2 separate regions of the Mus musculus genome follow, and region 2 is linked to region 1. The links are chromatin contacts, found by Hi-C or POLR2A ChIA-PET in ENCODE. All regions are on one chromosome and are shown on one strand. The core of a region is the stretch at or near the end of the contact, and the rest is flanking DNA. Distances in the headings are between cores, read along the strand shown.

Region 1 (3,266 bases), core at 465-2,964:
ATTAGGGGCCACCTTTAGAGAAGGGGAAAATGACAAGAGACCATGCTATTAAAAATAACCTAGAATTTGCCTGGAAATAACTCAGAGAGTTCGGCATGTCCTAAAAAGGCCTCCAGGCCTGGAACTCTAACAGATGGGGGGAAGAGGGGGGAGAGAGGAAGAGACGGAGAGGAAGCCTGCTACTGGCTAGAGACATCAGTTTCCTATCTTTCCCAAAGGTTTAGAGAGCAGACCCTTCTCCCAGATGACAGGAATAATGGAAGAAGAAAGATTAAGGCTACCCCCACCTCCAGTGAGTGAGAAATAAACTCTCATCTCTGTCTCCTGCCCCCAGACCAAGGAAAAGACAGTCCCCGAGGACAGCATCGATCCCAGTAATGGACACTTAAATGTGGCTTGTGCATTGGCCATGGGTGAGAAAGCCCTTTGGCGGGCGGGGGTGGGAAGCTTTCTTCCTGGTCTCACCTCCTGTCACATGTAGTAAGAACCAAGGATTTGGAAACACTGCAAATGTGTCTAGCTACCAGGGGTCCTGAAAAAAATGTCAATTATTCCTCAGCCTCGGGCTTCCTTGTCTCTCCCTACTGCTGAGATTTCTGGAGTTAGAAATTTCCTGAGGAGGAACAGAAGCAGCGTGGTATCTTTACTGTATCCTCCTGCTGCTGCTGCTGCTGCTGCTGCTGCTGCTGCTGCTGCTGCTGCTGCTGCTGTCTCTGGCGATGGTGGTGACAGCTGCCACCATTTCTTGCTACTGCTCAGACAGTCTCTATTTTTCAGACAGTCTCTGCCACCGTCTGTGACCATCACTGAAGACTGTCAGGCCTTCTCAGCTCTTCCTCTAGTCTCCCTGCTGTGTTAAGCCACACCACTCCTGGCCTCCATGCCCTGCAGTCCTCACGCTATCTCATGGTGATGCTTTGACAGTAGCTATTTCTGTTTTCTCTCCTCTTTGCCTCCCATGGCACCCTCATCCACTCTGCCCTTGCCCACTCGGTCCATCCTATGCAGAGGCAGAATGCTCACCCTCCCTTCCTGGAGCAGTTCACCCCTCTGAGGTAGAAAAGGAGCCAGAGATGCAAGGCTGGAGCAAGAATGCAAACGGAAGGGAGAGGCAGAAGGAAGAGGGTCTCTGGCAAGAATGTTGCTCTTTAACTCATCCCCCAAGGCAAGACTCTGAGTCTGAGGACCTGGACAATACGAGGCAAGGCTTCAAGTGTGAGATGCCTGTGGGCAGAGTACGGTTGAAAACCTGAGAGATGGATAGGTGAGGAGTTGGGAGAAAGGTAGCCCAAAGCTTGAGCCTGGGGACTCTGGGCGGGTACGGTGACTCACCAGCTCTGGGGTCGGGGCTGTAATTGTCGGTGCAGGGCCACCGAAAAGCCGAATAGGCTGCCGGGTTCTCCCTCCTTGCGTATGGCACCCATCACATCCAGATTGAAGGCGATAGCCGGTGGTAAGAACAGTCCAGCGAGCAAGGAAGTAATAAGATAGTAGATTCCGGGGGGCCGGAGAAAATCGCACCTCGGAATCCTGGCCATGGGATCAACGCTCTCCCAGCTAGTGCGAGGAAATCGTCGCGCGCCGGGAGCCCCAGGTCTCCCCGAGGGTGTTTCTGGTTTCCGAAATCTAGCTGATCTTTCCGGGTCTTCCAATCTTTCACCTCAGCACCCCTCTTCAGTCCCTTCCCGCTGCTGCCCCAGGACCAGCTAAGTACAACTACTGCACGCCTTGGGAGCACCGGCTCCGGCTCCGGCTCCGCCTCCTCTCTGGGACACCGCCCCAGACCCCGCCCCTTCCCGCCCCATGCCCCCAGCAGCAGATAGACTCAGGCGCAAGACCCAGGGTCCGGGGATGCCCAGACCCGCGGCTCAGGTCTAGCACCCGCCGCACCCATTGCCTTGCGCCCTGCCGCCCCACCTTTGCACTGTGCACTCATTCCTTCACCCACCCTTCCCCCCAAAAAGTGGAGGTTGAGCCCAGAAATGCGGAGAGAAAGAGTACAGTAAAAAGAAGAATCACAGAGAATTGAGATGAGGCTGAGAAGACAGATATGCTGATAAAAACAGAGGACCGGAAAGTTCCTGGGCCCTGATCTAGAGTGGTCCTTTACTGACTTCGCCTCCCCTGGAGACTCACAGCACACCTCGTAGGCTGTAAGAATCAAACCGCTCCTCATGCCATACAGCCCACAAATAACGAAGGCAGTATTAGCAAGTCACAACGTCAGCATTCAGAGGACCAGAAAGAAGTAAAGGCACAGACAGAAAACACTCAGCAGGGGTGGAGACTGGAGCAAATGGAAAGAAGGGAATGAAGAACAGGAGGAAGGTCAAGTTTAGCTCAAAGTCTGCAGTGAAGGAAAAAGAAAAAGAGTAAAATAAGAAATGCAAGTTAAACTGTGGAGAGGGAAGAGAGAGCTAAAAGGGGGCAAAAATGAAAGACACTGGACCTAAGAGACAAAGATCCTGCTATCAGGTCCTTCCAGAGACTGGTCATTTCCAACGCAACAAAAAAAGGATGGCAAGCTGGGTGTGGTAGGACGCGCTTATATTCCCAGCACTCAATAGGCAGAGCCAGGAAGATCTCTGTCATCTCGAAAGCAACTTGGTCTACAGGGAGAGTTCCAGGCCAGTCAGAGCTACAGAGTGCAGCCCTGTCTCAAAACCTAAGAGGGGGATGGGAAGCCAGGCTTGAAGACCCAGACCTGCAATCTCAGCAGTGAACAAGGCTGAAGTCAGCCCAGCCTACAAAGCTACATAGTGAATTGGTCTCTGAATGAATCAACAGAAAGGGGAATGCAGAGTTTTGGGCTACTTCAGATAGGAGTTGGATGATCTCCAATACCCAGACCCTGCCTCAAAAAAATAAAATAAAGAGTTCTCCACAGAGACCCAAGGGCCTACCCAACTTCACTTCCCTTCCCCCACTCTGGTGTAGAAGCAAAGGGAGGGACATTTTTTTCCATCTCTTTGCTATTTATAACTCTAATCAAGAAATGAGGCCAAGAGAAGAGATGGAGAATAATTTGGCAAAATAGTAGCCTCACCCCCTTCCACTTTGTCTTCTAGCTTCTCTTTCTTTTTTTTTTTTTCCAGGAATTATTTATTTGTTTTATGTCTGAGTACACTGTAGCTGTCTTCAGACACACCAGAAGAGGGCATCAGATCCCATTACAGATGGTTTTGAACCACCATGTGGTTGCTGGAAATTGAACTCAGGACCTCTGGAAAATCAGTCAGTGCTCTTAACCTCTGAGCCATCTCTAC
Region 2 (3,266 bases), core at 362-2,861, 37 kb before region 1:
ATCGTGAAGAATGTCTCATATTTGAAAACTGTATAGGACCAGGGGTGTGGCTCAGCTGTTGTCCAGTGTGTCTAAGGTCCCAGATTTGTTCCCAGTGCAAAAAAGATCAGACACATCCTGAAGTTGTATCTATAAGTCTAGTCACGTCTTCTAGGTCCCAGTTTATCTTCTGCCTACTTGTTCTATCCATTAAAAGTGGAATGTAGGGTTGGGATATAGCACAGTTAGCAGAGTACCTCTCGAACATAGGCAAAGCCCTGGGTTAGCTTCCTTCATCATTACATAAAGCTAAACCTTGGTACATGCCAGTATTCCCAGTTCCAGAAACATAAAGGCAGGAGGATCAGAAATTCAAAGTTATCCTTGGCCACATAGCAAGGTTAAAGTTAGTCTGGGGTGCAAAAGACACTATCTCAAAGAGGGGAGGCAGATTTAGAAATCTCCAACTAATTTTGTTAGATTGCCTATTTGTCTCTTCAACTCTGTTGGGTTTTACTTAATATATTTAGGGGTCTCTGATTAAGTGCCTGTACTAGTAAGCAAAAACAGTAAGATGAAATTATTACCACAGCACTGGAGAAATGGCTCAATAGTTAAGACTGCTCTTCCAGAGGTCCTGAGTTCAAATCTCAGCAACCACATGGCATCTCACAACTGTCTATAATGGTATCTAATGCCCTCTTCTGTATGCAGGCATACAGACAGACAGAGCACTCATATAAGTAAATAAATAAATAAATAAATAAATAAATCTTTTTTTAAGAAGAAAGAAGTTATTACTACAGTTAAAGAACTTTATTGTTGTTGGTTTTTGGTTGGTTGGTCCCCCCCCCCTTTTTTTTTTTTTTTTTTTTGGTATTTTGTGACAAAGTCTCAGTATGTAGCTCTGGTTGGCCAGGAACTCACTATAAACCCAGGCTGTCCTTGAACTTGTAGCCAATCTCCTGCCTTTGCCCCTGCCCCTGCCCCTGCCCCTGCCCCTGCCCCTGCCCCTGCCCCTGCCCCTGCCCCTGCCCCTGCCCCTGCCCCTGCCTCTGCCTCTGCCTCCTGTGTGGAGGGATGATGGACATACATGCACCACCACTACACCTAGTTTAAGAACACTTTTAAATGATCAGAGGTAGAGGCTTAGTCTATCCAGAAAGAAAGAAAGAAAGAAAGAAAGAAAGAAAGAAAGAAAGAAAGAAAGAAAGAAAGAAAGAAAGAAAGAAAGAAAGAAAGAAAGGAAGGAAGGAAGGAAGGAAGGAAGGAAGGAAGGAAGGAAGGAAGGAAGGAAGGAAGGAAGAGAGAGAGAAAGAGATTTAAACTTAAATAAATGAAACAATAGAAACAGAAAATCAACAAAAGGGTTCTTCTTTGAAAAGATAATAAAATTAACTAAGCTATAGCTAAACTGACCAAAACTAAACAAATAGATAAAAACAAGAAAAATAGTTGGGTTACTAAAATCAGGAAGGAAGGAGGAGACATCACTACTTACCTTACAGAAATAAGAATTCCCAGGTGATATCTTTCTAGTAACTTAAGTCATTTGGATTTCTGTGAGGGAAGCATGCCTCTCTGACAAGCATCTGTTGTGATCTACACTGGTCTGTTTCTTTGTATCTCTTTAAGTTTCTCACTGGAAACTGGGCGAGTTAAATAATGTCTCTGACAGTTCTGGAGACAGGATTTGGTGTTGCTGTTTGTTTTTGTGGCTGCAGCTGCTGCTATATTTGTTGCCAGTATCTTTCCTGAACTGATTTTGAAATCTTTATACTTTAGCAGGTATGACCTCTGAAGTCTCTGGCTAGCTACACAGTCAAATAACAAAACAGAGGTTTCCCTGGAGACCTTTACCTTCCTGTTAGGTGCCCCACCTTTGCTGAGGGTGCTGTGCCTATTGCCTTCAGCAAGCAAGCCCTCTAACCTAGATTTTAGTTCCTGCTTGAGCAGACAGAGCCTCAAGGTGAACCAAGAGGTGAGAGTAAGTGTGCTGCCAGGAGACCCCTGAGTAAGGGCTGCTGAAACACCCCTCTGGACATCCCTTAGATTTACTTCATTAATTTTAGCCAATCTGTCTTTTGCTTAAATGAATAGCACCACAAGGCAACTGCAACTTTAAAATTAGCACCAACTGTCTGAGGCTGTCCCATTTATTTGCATACAGGGTCTTTAAGAAGCATGAAGCCTGCTTATCACCTGCAGCTTACTGCAGACCCATTATAGTGGGTCTCCGGTTTCAAGGCTGGAAGTGGGAAAGGGTAAAAATAAGGCTCATTAAATACCACCACGCTCATGGCTCCTATGACAGTCAGCCATTTCTCTAGGAGACAGGCAGGTGAATCACTTGGTGGATTGTTATATCTTTGGTTCATTTCTAGAGTTCTGGGAAACTTTTTTGAACATTTTAGATAAGGGCTTCTTGTCTTACTCCACCTCCGTATTCTTATCACATTTCTTTTCTAGTCCCCTGGTGCTCTGGAAGAGAAATAACCCAACATGGGAATGCAGCCACTGCGGAACTGGGGTGGCATTGCCTAAAGAAATTAAAAACTGAACTACAAGATCTAGGAGTTTAACTTCCAGGTACTACCTAAAGGAGAGGGCTCCACATAAAGACCTCCTTTCTTCTACCTTCATGGCAGCATTAGTCATGCAATGAAAACAAGTGTCCAACAACCAAACAGTGGATAACGAAACTGCAATATGAATACACAGTAAGACATTATCCACCCACATTTGACACAACAGGGAAGAAATTAGAATACATCATGCTGAGAAAAATGTGTAACTGGGCATAAATATAAAAATATTAGCTGGACATGGTGCCAAATGCCTTTAATCCCAGCACTTAGGAGGCAGAGGCAGGCAGGTTTGAAACTAGCCTGTCTACATTGTATATCTCAGGACAACCAAGGCTATGTAGAGAGACCTTGTCTCAAAAACAAACAAACAAACAAAAAGCCAAGAAGTGGTCTTAATCTCAGCACTTGGGAGGCAAAGTCAGGTGAATCTCTGAATCTACAGAGAGCAAGTTCCAGGATAGCCAGGTCTACACAGAGAAACCCTGTCTTGGAAAAAAAATAAAAAATAAAAATATTGCATGGCTTCACTTACTCCTGTGTAGAATCTTCCCCCCACCCCCACCCACAGAGATAAAGGATGAAATAGTGTTTACAGGGACTGGGGAAATGACTGGGCCATTGAGATGCCTGCTGCATAGGCATGAAAGCCTGAACCTGGGTTTTAGCACCCATGAAAAGCTGAGTGTATGCACCTGCAAC

What was found. Hi-C counts contacts between places; a loop is a spot of excess contacts on that map. ChIA-PET counts read pairs that join two places held with the same protein, here RNA polymerase II (POLR2A).
Region 2: a loop to region 1 is called in a map of mouse trophoblast stem cell, with 2.0 times the contacts of the local background. The contact joins the promoter of 9030616G12Rik here to the promoter of Itga7 in region 1. A Hi-C loop is called at or near these places in 6 of 37 maps with a recorded cell type or tissue (Patski, left cerebral cortex and mouse trophoblast stem cell). POLR2A ChIA-PET finds 5 or more read pairs at or near these places in 2 of 5 experiments (Patski and embryonic stem cell).

The regions. Positions count from the first base shown.
Region 1 is chr10:128,932,261-128,935,526 of GRCm38, reverse strand. It overlaps Itga7 (integrin alpha 7), which reads right to left and starts at 1,714. Exons shown (of 25, transcript NM_001330160.1): 1 at 1,333-1,714. The coding sequence starts at 1,538. Gm46186 (a long non-coding RNA gene) reads left to right here. Exons shown (of 3, transcript XR_001779675.2): 3 at 1-577.
Region 2 is chr10:128,969,542-128,972,807 of GRCm38, reverse strand. It overlaps 9030616G12Rik (RIKEN cDNA 9030616G12 gene), which reads right to left and starts at 1,611. Exons shown (of 2, transcript NR_152816.1): 1 at 1,481-1,611.